Regions from separate parts of the Homo sapiens genome. Here region 2 is linked to region 1. Evidence: chromatin loops called from intact Hi-C (ENCODE). Cell type or tissue: mammary epithelial cell. All regions are shown on one strand. Each heading gives the region's core, and the rest is flanking DNA. Links, peaks and the distances in the headings are about the cores only.

What was found. A loop is a pair of places that touch in the nucleus more often than their neighbours do. Peaks named below come from ENCODE experiments on the same cell type or tissue, not always from the same donor. Only the 100,000 strongest peaks of a DNase experiment are listed, where the experiment ranks them.
Region 2: it touches region 1 in a loop (10-fold over the local background); 3 of 110 quality-filtered maps call a loop at or near these places.

What each region holds. Positions count from the first base shown.
Region 1 is chr10:71,281,744-71,288,752 of GRCh38, forward strand. UNC5B (unc-5 netrin receptor B) reads left to right here. Exons shown (of 17, transcript NM_170744.5): 3 at 2,977-3,120; 4 at 3,583-3,686; 5 at 4,946-5,126; 6 at 5,855-6,022; 7 at 6,825-6,989. Among named protein-coding and RNA genes, the nearest start is that of SLC29A3, 34 kb to the right of the region's middle. RefSeq lists enhancers at 3,225-3,726, 3,661-3,730, 3,727-4,226. In mammary epithelial cell, for the core only: a CTCF peak has its summit at 3,506 (motif pointing left); no DNase peak of the experiment used is centred there.
Region 2 is chr10:71,007,036-71,014,044 of GRCh38, forward strand. No RefSeq gene overlaps it. Among named protein-coding and RNA genes, the nearest start is that of LINC02622, 71 kb to the left of the region's middle. In mammary epithelial cell, for the core only: a CTCF peak has its summit at 3,868; no DNase peak of the experiment used is centred there.

The DNA.
Region 1 (7,009 bases), core at 803-5,802:
CAGTTCTTCTCTTCGTAAACTGGGAAGTTGACTGAAGGTCCTGGTGAGGGTAGAGCCAGGTGGCGTACACATAGCACAGAACAGCATGCCAGGGCCCAGCAGGCAGTCGATAAACACCTGCTTCCTCTGTCCTCTTTCCGGGCTTTCCTTGGCCTCTTTCTCTCAAACGGTCCTTACCTCTCTGCCCACTGAGCCCCTCTGGCCTGTATCAGAGGTCAGCCATCGGGGTCCAGGCAAGGCGAGGGAACAGTGTGCCTGCTGGGGCCCCTCACAGGCCGTTAGCATAGTAATAATAACCCTGTGATTATTACTAATAGTAACAGCATGGCCCTTACCAAAACCCTGCCACCAGGCACACAGGCCCTGCCAGCCCTAGAAATTGGGGCACTGTTGTCCCCATTAGCTGCAAATAATGGGCAGAGCTTCCTTGGCAGTGGTGGGGCCTGATTCCACTTCAGCCTCCTACTCTCTAGCCTTGGTCTGAGGCCTGAAAACACAGAAGAGGACAGCTGGGGGCCAGGAGAGGCAGAACAGCCCCCCACCAGCTTATGCCAGATTGGGGCAGGCAGCCCAACCCTGGGTGTCCTGGGCCAGGCATTGCCATGCTTGGGAGGGCAGTCTGATGCTGGGCCTCAAGCCTGGGAGACCGAAGGTCCCTGTCCTATGCTCCCTGCATCTCTGCTTGCTGGTGATCATGGATGAGGTGTCACGCCTCCTCCCTGGTGGTTGTTTCCTTCTATCCAGCTATTGGTGCTGCTGAAACCTTCTTGCATGGATGACCCCCTTAAAAGGGCACACTCTTACAGGTTCACAGTCTGGTAAGCAAGGGGCAGGGGCTGTGCTCCCTGGGTCATGCATCATTGACTGTGGAGCCAGCCTGTGGGCAGCCATGGCAGGCAGGCACTGTCACCCACCCCTGAAGCAGCCTCTTCCCTGGATGGCATACCCCTAGCCACCTCCCATTTACATCCTTGGCCATCAGGACGGGGCTGTCCCCCATCTGGACTCCCTGCACAAGGACCCCACCCTCCTCAACAATAGGAGAGTTACAGCAATGACTTCATCAGGAGAGGTCCAGAGAGGAGTTGTGGGGCCGGGCGCAGTGGCTCATGCCTGTAATCCCAGCACTTTGGGAGGCCGAGGCGGGCAATTCACGAGGTCAGGAGATCGAGACCATCCTGGCTAACACAGTGAAACTGTGTCTCTACAAAAAAATACAAAAAAAAATTAGCCAGGCGTGGTGGCAGGCGCCTGTAGTCCCAGCTACTCGGGAGGCTGAAGCAGGAGAATTGTGTGAACCCAGGAGGCGGAGGTTGCAGTGAGCCGAGATTGCGCCGCTGCACTCCAGCCTGGGCAACAGAGCGAGACTCCGTCTCAAAAAAAAAAAGAGAGGAGTTGTGGGTGAGGGGACCAAGCTCTAACCTGGGAAAGACACCAGGGAGCTGACCTCTGCTCTGCAACAGCTTGCTAGGGGACTTGGTGCCTGCCACCTACCCTCTCTGAGCCTCAGTTTCTTCAAAGGTAACAGAAGAAGCTGGTTGAGATCCAGATGACCTGCCAGAGTATATTTGTGTCTGGCCCGGGCTGGGCGCTGTGGCGGAGTAGTCACCATAACTTGTCTAGAGTTTACCTTGAGAGTTTACTATGATGAGGGATCTGAGGCTCAGAGAGACTGAGTAACTTCACAAAGGTCACCCAGCTGGGGTTTGAGGGTGGGGCCAGGACACAAACCTGTCCAGCCATCCAACCCTGTCCTTACCCACCATGCCACCGGCTGTGCGTACCTTAACAATCCATGGTGCAATGAGAGGATGAGATAGGACACATCGTGGCAGGGAGGAGCAGCTTTAGAAATTCTGAGACACAAGGCAGTCAGGGAGGCTTCCTGGAGGAGGAAGAGGGCTCTGTAACCTTTGGGGAGGAACTTCAGATGAATGTCCCCTTTCCTGGCAGGTTCCCCCCTTTCCTGAGCATGGAGGGCTTCGTTGAGGGATGGTTAACAGAAAACCGAGTGACCCCCTTGTGTAGGCCGGTAGGTCCTGTTATGTAGGGAGTTTCCCAGGCCCTGACCGGGGAGCCATTGAGAGATCAGGGGCTCCCTGGGAGAGGGACTTCCTCAGCTCCAGGCCCACAGGGCCTGAGTAGTGACCAGGGAGAGCAGGCATCCCACCTCTGCACGTGCTGAGCCCCCTTTCTGTGCCAAGCCCTGGGCCACAGCAGCAAGCAGGACAAAGCCCCATCTTGTTCTCCTGCAGGAGACAGACATTTAACACATGAATGCGTCCATAAATAATCTGAGTCCAGCTAATGGTGGGTGCTGGGAGGAGACGAAGCTGGGTAGGGGAGTGACTGCTGCATAGACGAACTTCCGGGCACAGTGGTGGGAGTGCCGAGCAGTGCTGGGAGAGCTGTCGGGGAGGCGCAGGGTGGAGGGGGCTTTCCTCGGGAAGTGAGGCTGATCCGAAATCTGGCAGGGACTGGGAGGCCACCAGGCCCAGAGGAGACAGAAGATTCCAGGCAGGGGACTGATGTGCAAGGGCCCCGTGGCTGCAGAGCCAGGGAACATGAGGGCCTGGAAGACACCCGGTGAGGCTGCAGTGGGATGGGGATGGTGGATGCACAGTGCAGCTCAGAGCCACTCCTGGGGATGACCCTACCCGCCTGCAGGCCACTGAGACCCCGCATGAAGGGTCTCATAACGGGGGGAATGACACACCACTTGTGCATTTTGGAGATGACACTAGCTGCCAGGTAGAAGATGCATTGGTGGGGCAGAGGGCTTGTGTTAGCCACTGCAATGTGCAGGTGAGTGGCCATGAAGCTTGAGCCAGGGTGGAGACAGGAGACAAGAGGAATGGAGGGAAAGGCACTTGGGCAAGAGTGCCAGCAGGATCCGAGGTGGAAGGCCGGGGGTGTCCTGTGCCTCACATCCTTGCTTTGCCCCTGCCCCCTGACGGCTCTCTCTTCTCCTCCCAGGCCTGCGGGTGCGCGAGGTGCAGATCGAGGTGTCGCGGCAGCAGGTGGAGGAGCTCTTTGGGCTGGAGGATTACTGGTGCCAGTGCGTGGCCTGGAGCTCCGCGGGCACCACCAAGAGTCGCCGAGCCTACGTCCGCATCGCCTGTACGCCACCCTGACCCCCACCCTGTCCCTGCAGGAACCTTCCCCATCCCTGAGGATGCTGGAGAGGGAACTTCACATCTGTGGGGCCTCCTCCAGCATCCCTGGCTGAGGATGCCCACGGCAGAGACATCCCAGCACATGGATGCCAGCTCAGAGAGGGCTCCTAGACCCAGAACCTAGGCCTCTTTTCATCTACTTCTGTATAAAAGAAGCTGGCAGCTTCCTCCCCCATCCTGAGCCACTATATGCTTAGGATCCCAGAGTCAGGGAGGGAACCCTGTTCCCCCAAGTCTGCCTAGTGAGACCCCTCCTTTGGAGAAGAGGAAATTTCCCAGGCAAAGGCCAGGTGGGCCCATCAACAGTACCCTGGGTCTGCACTGCCACCCAGTGGCTACAGTGTAGCACATCAGGTTCTGATCCTGCCCGCACCTGACTGCCTTGGGACCCTCTCGCTTCTCCCAGACCTGCGCAAGAACTTCGATCAGGAGCCTCTGGGCAAGGAGGTGCCCCTGGACCATGAGGTTCTCCTGCAGTGCCGCCCGCCGGAGGGGGTGCCTGTGGCCGAGGTGAGCGGGGACGTAGGGACCACTGAGCACGGCCCTGTGGCCATGCCTGCAGAAGCCAGGCAGGCATGGTATTTACCACCAGCCATGGTGCTAGTCTCCCAGAGCCCTGCCCCTTTCGCAGATGAGATCGAGGCTTAGCACAGAGAAGAGAACTGTTACCTCTGTCGAACGCAGCAATGCCAGATCCCAGCTGGGTCTGCCACAGGCATAACCCCACGGGATGGGGTGGCTAAGGCAGAAATCCCCAGAACTCAGGGGCTCCTTAGGTAGACCTCCAGCTCAGTCTCTATCTCCTGCCCCACCCAGAACCCAAGGCCCCAGCTTTCTGGATGCGAAAGGATCCCATCATGCGTGTGTGTGAGTGTGTTCTCCCCCACGAGCTGATCACCCCTTCCTGAAACCACAGTCTTTGGATTGCTGTCCTCTCTCGCCATCCTTACCTATGTTCCAGACATACTCCCTGCACTGGTGGTCCAGGGATTAGAGCTGCATCTCAGCTTTGCCCAGCAGAGTGGACGGCTGGGGCAGTCAGGACCCTGACTTCCAGCCTGGGATCAGCCCTCTCTGATCCCAAAACCATGCACTCATCATTCAGCCTCTCCCAGCCCAAACCCTCCTCTGCGTAGTGGGCTCAGACAAATACCCCTGGCCCATATATGCTAGGCACTTAGCACGCTGGTCTCTGCAACAACCCTGCAAAGTGGATGTTACCATTCCATCCCACAGCAAGGAAGCAGGGCTGGGAGGGGCCCAGTGGCCACCTAGGGTGAGGCAGCTGGTGAGTGGCAGAGCTGGGGTTTGGACCCAGGTCTGCCAGACCCGGGGACCTTCTTCGTATCACCTCCCAGGCTTTTCTTCCTGGCTAGCAGAGCTGGGAGGAGTTAATGATGAAGACAGATACTCCTGGCTAGCACCTATTTAGTTAGTTTAACTCAACTTCCTCTGAGCATTGTTCTCGGCACCTTACACATGCTAACTCATGTAATCCTCGCGATGGATCCCTATGGGGTAGGTGCTATTCAATTCCATCTTGCAGTTGATGAAATTGAGTCCCTGAGTGGTAAGTCCCCTCCCAAGACCACCCAGCTGGCAAATGGTGCTCTTAACCCCAGAGCTGTACAGTGTCCAGTGCTATAGTCCCACCAAGGCCCTGCCTCACTGCCACGACTATGGCGTGGACCCAGGTAGAACTGCCCTTCTTCTGTTTATGATCAAACCTGTCCTGGGCCCTCACTGCCCCCTCACCCCCACTCTTGCAGGTGGAATGGCTCAAGAATGAGGATGTCATCGACCCCACCCAGGACACCAACTTCCTGCTCACCATCGACCACAACCTCATCATCCGCCAGGCCCGCCTGTCGGACACTGCCAACTATACCTGCGTGGCCAAGAACATCGTGGCCAAACGCCGGAGCACCACTGCCACCGTCATCGTCTACGGTGCGGGCCTTTCGGAGTGGGAGGGGCAGACACGGCCAAGGGAGGGAGGAGAGAGCCTGGGGGTAGGGGGGACCCCTGGATTGGTAGGGAGGATGCAGCCCAGAGAGGGGAAGTGAATTGACCAAGATCACAACACAGCAGAATTCATGGCCAAGTTGGGCATTCCTGGGTTCCCAGCCAGGAACACTCCCCAGTTCTCAAGATGCCTTGCCTAACTCTGAAGGAGTTCTCCAAGTCTGGGGGCTGAGGCAGGGCCCAGTCAGTATGTCCAGAAGGCTGTTGTCCTGGTAGAGTTAAGGACCATTGCCCAGGCTTGTGAGCTATTCTCTGCTGCCCCCTTGGGCCCTATGGGTGGGAGGAGTGGAGCCACAGCTGAGGTGACTTGACAGAGTTTTAGAAAGAACCTTGTGCTAGGTTCCAGCTGCAGGCAGTCCCAGGCCCCCATCACTCCCAGGGTGACCCTGGGGAAGTGGCAGCCCTTTCTGGACCTTCTTTGCCGTCTTACAATGAGGTGGGGCATAGACAGTGACTTCCCGGATCCCCTCTGGTGCTGACGGTTACAGCCCAGCTCTATCTGCCAGTTCTGAGTCCCTACACTGTAGGCAAAAGGGGTCTCACTAGGAAGGCCAGGCTTCAGCAGAGGGGCCTCGTCAGGGTGAGGGACGGGTTTGGGGGAGGGCAGAGGGTTCCAGAGCCAAGCCATCCAGTTGACAGCTGCCGCCTTGCAGTGAATGGCGGCTGGTCCAGCTGGGCAGAGTGGTCACCCTGCTCCAACCGCTGTGGCCGAGGCTGGCAGAAGCGCACCCGGACCTGCACCAACCCCGCTCCACTCAACGGAGGGGCCTTCTGCGAGGGCCAGGCATTCCAGAAGACCGCCTGCACCACCATCTGCCCAGGTAAGGAGCCTTGTCCATGTCCAGCCCCACCCCGAACCCTGTCCCACCTTCTGTTTTGTGTGCCAGAGCCGGGACAGCCATTCTCTCCCCAGCATGGGGAGCAGAAGGTGCTTGTCCCGAGCCCACAGCCGGCTGCCCAGGCTGACTAGATGCTCTGATCTCTGACCCCTTATTCTGCCCTGGGCTGCTGGTGAGATGGAGGCAGAGGCTTTGAGGGTTAGCCCCTTCTCCCTGACCCTCTAGCCTGGGCTCTTCTGCCCTCCAAGCTGAGGGTTCTCAGTGTCAGCATGTCAGCCCCAGGCCAAGGTTTCAGAGCTCCCCGGCCTCAGGGACAGCCTGTTGCTCCTGACTGTTAAGACACACCGTGGCCACAGACCCTATTCATACTGACAGTCCTCCTATTCCTCTCATCCTCTGTGCAGCCCCTCTGCTCCCCTACCCCCGCACATGTGCTGTGTTCTCTCCCTTGGGTTGTATGTTTGTGCCTACGCTGTTTTTCTTTACCCTGGGTTTGTGTCTGTGTGTGTAAATCGTGCACTGGGCTATATCGTGTTGATGACCTTATACATCTATCTGTACCCTCTTTGTCCACCTGCCAGGTGCATCTGGCTGTTCATTGGCATGGGGTTATGTGGATATCATGTGGATTTCTCTGTGTGGCACACATGTGTTCTGGGTTCCTCATTTCCTTCCATGGTGTGTATGCATGCATGTGTGTTGGCACATTGCTCTGTTCTGCACACATAACTATGTGTGCACATGTCTCTGCGTGCACATGCTCCTGTATGCCATGCTCTTACAGTCGATGGGGCGTGGACGGAGTGGAGCAAGTGGTCAGCCTGCAGCACTGAGTGTGCCCACTGGCGTAGCCGCGAGTGCATGGCGCCCCCACCCCAGAACGGAGGCCGTGACTGCAGCGGGACGCTGCTCGACTCTAAGAACTGCACAGATGGGCTGTGCATGCAAAGTGAGTCACAGGGAAGGTGG
Region 2 (7,009 bases), core at 803-5,802, 270 kb before region 1:
AGCTGGGGAGTGACATAGTTGGGGATAACTGGGGGGACAAAAGGGTGGTCAGAAGACACTAACGTTTGGGCCCCAAATCTCGGGCTTTTCACTGCTCTAGAAAGTGCAGAGAGCATAGAACTGGAATTCAGAGATTATCTTGTTATCTAACCATCCATCCATCTGTCCAACCACCCATTCATCCATCATCCATCTACCCATCCAACCATCCCTCCATCCACACATCCATCCATCTACACATCCATCCATCTGACCAACCATTCATCCACCCATTCATCCAGTGGGCCAGGAAGAAACTGACATTTGTCACGCATATCTTACTTTTCAAAGCAACTTTCTTTCTCTTATCTCATTGGATCTTCCCAGCTGTTTGGCCCCATTTGACAAATGGGAAAAATGGGACCCAGGGAGAAGCAGGGACTTGCTCAAGGACAGACAGAGCAGAGCGGTTTCCAGGATGGAGGCTCAGTATGAAACCTGCAGGTGGGATTGTGCACAAGGCCTAGACTGAAGGGCAAGTGGGGGCTGAAATCCAGTCCTTGCTGTGCCCACCAAGTGGTGGAGAGCTGTGCCTGCTCAGAGAAGAGGAGCCTTTTTCTTTGGCATGCTATCTTGGTAAGGTAGGACCCCAGCCCAGGGCCTGCGTTTTGGGATTCTCAGGGAGAAGCTATGCAGGCTATTGGCAGCCCTGAGCTGATCTTCAGCTCAAAGAGAGCCCCTGGAGAGGAGTAGGCAGGAGACTGGGCCAGGAGGGAGAGACCCCAGGCTCTATGGCACCACGGCTCAGCCAGCCCAGGGATGGCAAAGTGTCTCCCTCCCGCCAGGCCAGCCACCAACCGCATGCCAAGTGGGTTGTCTGCACTGGGTCTTCCAGTTGGTGACTCTTTAGAGTCATATGCTCTCGGGGGAGTACCAGCTATTTGGATTACTCTCTAGTTGGCAATTTTCTTTTTGGTGCTTGTGTTTTGTTTTGACCTGCTGTTAAATCAACTTTATTGAAGTAAAATTTAAATACAACAAAATGCACCCATAAAAATGTACAGTTCTGTGGGGTTTGACAAATGTGTACACTCATGTAACCAGCACCACAGTCAGGATATAGAACATTTCTATTACAGCCCTTTGCAGTCATGCCTCCACCCGATGTGAACCCAGAGAGCAACCTCTGGTCTCCGTCCTGTTACTAGTGACTCTCTAGATTTCTAGGATTTCACAGAAATGAAAGCATACGGTATGTACTCTATCGTGTCTGGGTTCTTTTGCTTCACATCATATTTTTGAGATTGATCCACGTCGTTTCCTGTGTCAGCAGTTTCGTAGCATCCCACTGCATACTGCAATCTATTTCTCCCTTCACCTGCGTGGACATTTGGGTTGTTTCTAGGGTTTGGCGATTTGTGTACAAGTCTTTGTGTAGACATATGTTTTCTTTTCTCTTGGCTAATATCTAGGAGTGGAATTGCTGGGTAAAGGACAGTCCTATGTTTAGACTTATTAGAAGCTGTCGCGCCTTTTCCCAAGTGGTTGGGTCATCTTATGCTGTCACCAGCAATGAGCGAGAGTTCCAGTTGACCCACATCCTCATCAACCTAGTGTATGGGCCATTCTAATGTATGTATATTGAGATTTCGTTGTCGTTTTCATTTGGGAGCCTATTTTGGGGACCCACCCCTTGCCTTGACTGCCCTGACCTCATGACTGTGAGATCTTCTGGGACACGGATTGACTCACCAGTGTCACCTGAGGGCCCACCAGTGTTGGGGAAAAGTGGCCAGAGGCAGAGCTAGGGTGTTTTTGGAAAGAGAGAGGGATCTTTCTGAGCCTCAGTTTCCTCATCTGGCAAATGGGCACCATCCTTGACCTGCCTGGTCCATAGGGCAGGTTTGCATTAAAAATTGAATGAGCTGACAAGTAATGGAATTGCTTTCAGGACATTCAGCACTGGGACTAGTGGGGGCCCATGACAACCCACACCGGCTCCTATTTGCTCTATCTTCAGCCCCAAGAAATGCTTATTGTCATGTCTAGTGTGCAAATGTGGGGACTGGGTCTCAGCCAGGCCAAGTGACACCAGGTCCATGTGGCTCCAAAGCCTGTGCTCGTCACTTCAGTATGAACCACACTGCTGCAAAGTCACCCAGGCTGGGACAGAGCCTGATTGTCGTCACGGTCACAGACGAACATCAGCCAGGATGTGCACACGCCCAGGCTCCTGCCGCTATTCCGGCAGCTCTTCCGGATGCTCCGGTCCCTGGGGCTTGAACACCGCGTCTGTTGCTCCATTATCCTAAGCGGCCTCCCCGGATCCCATTACTTCACTGCTGTTATTATTTATTCATCGATGGAGCCCTCAGCTTGTGGATGGGCACTTACCTTGATGGCCCTGACAAGGGGTCAGGGGCCCCACTCAGAGCCTATTAATCACTAGCCACGCCGGCAGGGAGTTTGTGTCCCCTGAGAGAGGGGAGATCATGTTGCAGACACAGAAGTCCTGTTGGCTTGTCCATTTTCTCATGGAGGAATCCACTGCCTGGTGTTTTAGAGCTAGATGAGCTGCACGGACAGGGAAACTGAGGCTAAGAGAGGGTAGGGCCTTCCCCAAGGTCCCACATCTCATCCATTCGCTATCTGGAATTCTCTCCATACATAAACACACAATGATAACTCCATTTATAGGGGCATCACTTTACAATTTGTGTCTATTTTCCTATTTGATGGTCATAACAACCCCTCGAGACCAATAAGGGCTTTTAATCAGCTAGCTAGCTAGAGCTAGATGATATAGAAACTGAAACTCAGAAATTAAGTGACCTGCTGAATGCCAGGGTGCTGATAAATCACAAAGTGGGGAGCAGGACCCGGGTGTCCCTGCCCCAGTCCAGTGCTCTGGCTTCGGCCAGGAAATGTGGGATGTGGACCCGGGTCCTTCTCGTTCCTGCTGATTCTCTTTGAACAAAAGGAGTCTCTGGTTGGCTGGGATAGAAACTGAGGATGCAACCCAGCTGGAAGGGGGCAGAAAAGGGAAAGTGACTGGGGAGTCCCTGGGTACCAGTTACCTTGCTTTAAAGGCAGCTCACGGTCATGAGAAGAAAACTACCTGCAGAAGCCAGCACCCACTGTGCCCTTCCCATATGCCACAGGCAACTTTACAAGCTCCTGAAAACAACCCCAGGAAGCAGTCGCCATTATTATCAGTCCCATTTTACAGATGAGGTAACTGAGGTTATGACTGGCCCAAATCAGTTCCTAAGAAGTAGAGTTAGGATCCAACACCAGGCAGTCAGAGTCTGGAGCTTGAACCCTTAGCCACCACCCTAGCCTACCAGAGTGAGTTTAGGGGGTTGGCAGGAGAAAGAAGCAGAGGTGCAGTTGCTTGAGCAGACCAAGTCCCCATGGGGCCAGGGATCAGCATCTCTTGGAAGAAGTGGGCCTGAGCAGGACTTCCAGGACCTTCAGAGACACAGTGCAGGCCATGAAACCAGCTCCTACTCTGGAGCCAGAACCAGCATTGTCCTTGCTGTTTCCTTGCTGTGTGAGCTTGGGTGAATCACTTTACCTCTTGGAGCCTCAGGTTCCTTCCCAGACAACTGGGGCCAATAATGGCCACTTCCCGATACCGTGAAGATGAAATGAGACTAAATGCCAGCTTGAGAGCCATGGGAGAGACAGGGAAGGGGGGCTTCCATCTCAGGCCATGGTCCTCACCCAGGGGTCCTTGTCCTCTTTGCCCTCCCAGCTCCTTCAGTGTTGAGGGCCTGGGCCCCGGCTGGGCTCAGTGGCTTCCTGAGGGATAGAACAGGGAGCTGGTGGTGCGTTTGGGTTATTTTTCCTGGAAGGAGTTATTTTCTGCTGATCTAGGTCAGCCCAGCCAGAGGGCAGTGTGAGTTGCTGTATTAGTCCATTTTCACACAGCTGTAAAGAATACCTGAGACTGGGTACTTTATAAAGGAAAAAGGTTTAATTAACTCATAGTCTGCATGACTGGGGAGGCCTCAGGAAACTTGCAATCATGGCAGAAGGCAAAGGGGAAGCAAGGCACGTCTTCTCATGGCCCCAGGAGAGAGAACAGTGAGGGGAAACGCCAAAAACTTTTAAAACATCGGATCTCATGAGCACTCACTCACCATCACAAGAACAGCATGGGGGAAACCGTCCCCATTATCCAATCACCTCCCACAAGGTCCCTCCCTCCACACTTGGGGATTACAGTTCCAGATGAGATTTGGCTGGAGACAAACCATATCAATTGCCTTTCAGTCTAGCTGCAAAAAAGCAGGTGGCCCAACTTGTTGCAGGGTGAAGAACCCAAGAAACCAACCTGGGTTTGCGGCTGGAGAGGGGCTAGCTTAAAACTTTGTATCCTGGCTCCTGGTTGCCCAGAGTGGGGAGGTCTTGATAAGGACCTTGAGATAATGGTCTGGAAGTTGAGAACAGAGCCACTGGGGCTCCTGGCTCCTTGCAGATCCAATCTAAGGGCTGTGGCACCAGGCTGCGTGCTCTGGATGAGTCCCTTCCCCTCTCTGGGCCTTAGACGTGATTGTTGTCATGGTGAGAACTGGGGAGGGTGTGGGAGGATGGAGATGTGCACATAGCAGGTCCTCAGGAACTCAGCTGATGATGAAGCTGCCCCAGCTCGGGGTGAAGGCTGCGGTGCCCTGTTTCCTTGACCTTAGCCATGGGCAGGTGGGCCAGTACCTCAGGTCACTGTCAGGGACTCTGGGAGATCCTGGCCCTGCCTCATCCTGGCACTGAGGCCTGCAGTGATTTCCTCACTCATTCTTACAAAAGATCTCCAGAGGTCTCAGGACTGCACTAGCTCATGGTGACTTTGTTTTTATCTGTCATTGTCTTCTGAGTGATTCCTTTGCCCCATCCTATGTTCCCCCAGTTAGAGTGTGAGCTCCCTGGGTCAAGAGGGGAAACAGAGGCTGGGTGTCCTGTCCCCCAAGTCCCAGTCCCAACCTCTCCCCTCGGCAGCTGTGTGATATGAGTAAGCTGATTAACCTCTCTGAGTCTCAGTTCTAGCCACAAGATGGGGATAAGGCCTGCTTTGCCTTCTTCTCTGGGCTCAAGTACACTAAAGAGAACTGAGACCAACCTTACCTGGAGCCCCTCAGCTGGGCCCAGTTCGGGAAACAGGTGAGCTGGGTGCAGCTCCCGGCCTCAAGGGACTTGCACTTCTTGCCGGGGAAGATGGAGCCACACTCTCGATGGGGGCTGTGGAGAGCCCTGAGGTTGGGGGAGAGTTTTCTAAGTGGGGGTATCAGGGAAGGCTTCCTGGAAGAACCATGGGCAGGACAGGTGGGCAAGGCCATGGTCAGGTGTGTGCAGGGCTATCAGGGATGCAAACCGGAACCGCAGCATACAGAGTGTGCCAGCACTGGGCCTACACAATGTTACCCCAGACCAGCAAGCAGTCCACAATGCAGCCTTGGCTCCACCCTCCTGGAGTGCACAGTGTGGTGGGGGAGACTGACTCTAATCACAAACTCACCAAGCAATGATAAGCTTTACTGGGGATGGGGGTGGCGTGGGGAGAAGGAAAGTGCTGTTTTTAAGGGAACAGCAATTATCTCCTGAATGTTTCCTATGTGCCAGTCACTTTGTGCACATTACCTTGGTTCATCCTGACTCAGGTGGACATTGTCAGTGTCCCACAGGAAACCGAGGACCAGAGAGATAAAGTAACTTGCCCAAGTTTGCACAGCAGGCAGGCAGCAGAGCTGGGCTTGAACCCAGGCCATCTGGCTCCAGAATATCACCTTACTGTAACCACGGAATGACCCTGCCTCCTCATGTGCCCACCACAGTCTGCCCTCTCTGGTATATCTTGTTCTCTCCCTGCCCCCTCTTCTTACCACCAGGATGCTGCAGCAGAACAGAGTTTGTTCTTGAGCAGTGCAGGGCAGAAGCAGCATGTTTGCAGGTGTTGCTGCAGACCTTTGCTAGATGGCACCTCTCCCTCTCCCCAGACTCCAGGAAGAGCCTCAGCGCCTGGCAGGGAGGGGGAGAGGAGAGTGAAAGGACCAGAAAAAGCACTGAGGATTGGTAGGCCCCCAAGGAGGTACGCCTGTCACTGTTTCCCTTCCTCCCCCACCCCCACCCACTTGGGGACTTTCAGGACAGAGAGAATCTGCATCCGCCCCTCCCCTGTTCACCCTACCTGGTGGGGTCCCCCAAGTTTCCCTGTGCCCAGCATCACATGGGAGCAGAAGAAATGGGAGCAGCATGGGTCGTAGCAGGGGACTCAGGTCAGGCTGGTAATGATGCAGTAGGGGCTGTGGGTGCAGAGATGGGACAGGAACAAGGATGTGCACCTGTGCTAGAAGAGCCGGTTCAAGGATGCCAGGGAGCAGCCAACACTGAGGCGTGGGAGGCTCAGCACACGAAATGCCAGGGAAAGCAGGAGGACCCTGAATGGCTTTCGATTACATTCCTGCCTCCTGGCAGAATGGGCACTTATAGTAGAACTTAAGTTCAGTGACACAAAAATACAGCCACTTTTTTCATGCCCTGATTTCAGCAACTCAGAATCACCATGAAGGAGACTTATGGGGCGCCACGAATCTGACCTCAGTGGGGAAGTCAGGGAAGGCTTCCTGTAAGAAATGATGATTGGCCTGAGTTCTGAAGGAAGAGTAGGAAATAAGAGGGTGGAAAGAATATTATAGACAGGAGGAACAGCATGTGCAAAGGCCCTATGGCAGGCAGAGCTTGATGGGAGAAACAATGAGGTACTTCCTCCTGTTGTGTGCAAACTGCCTGCTTAATCCAGCTGGGAGCCAGGACTGCAGCCAGTACATCTGCTGGTAATTAACATGGGGACCCAGGAGAGTGGGGCTCTCAGAACACCCTATCCTTGGTTTTCATCTGCTCAGACTGTGTTTTTGCCAACTCTGGGACTCCTGACACCTCCACAGACTCTGAATATGAGGAGCAGAGGAGGAGCCCTGGGCGACACCCTTATTGTCGGGCTAGAGAAACCAAGGACAGAGAAGACAAGCATTTG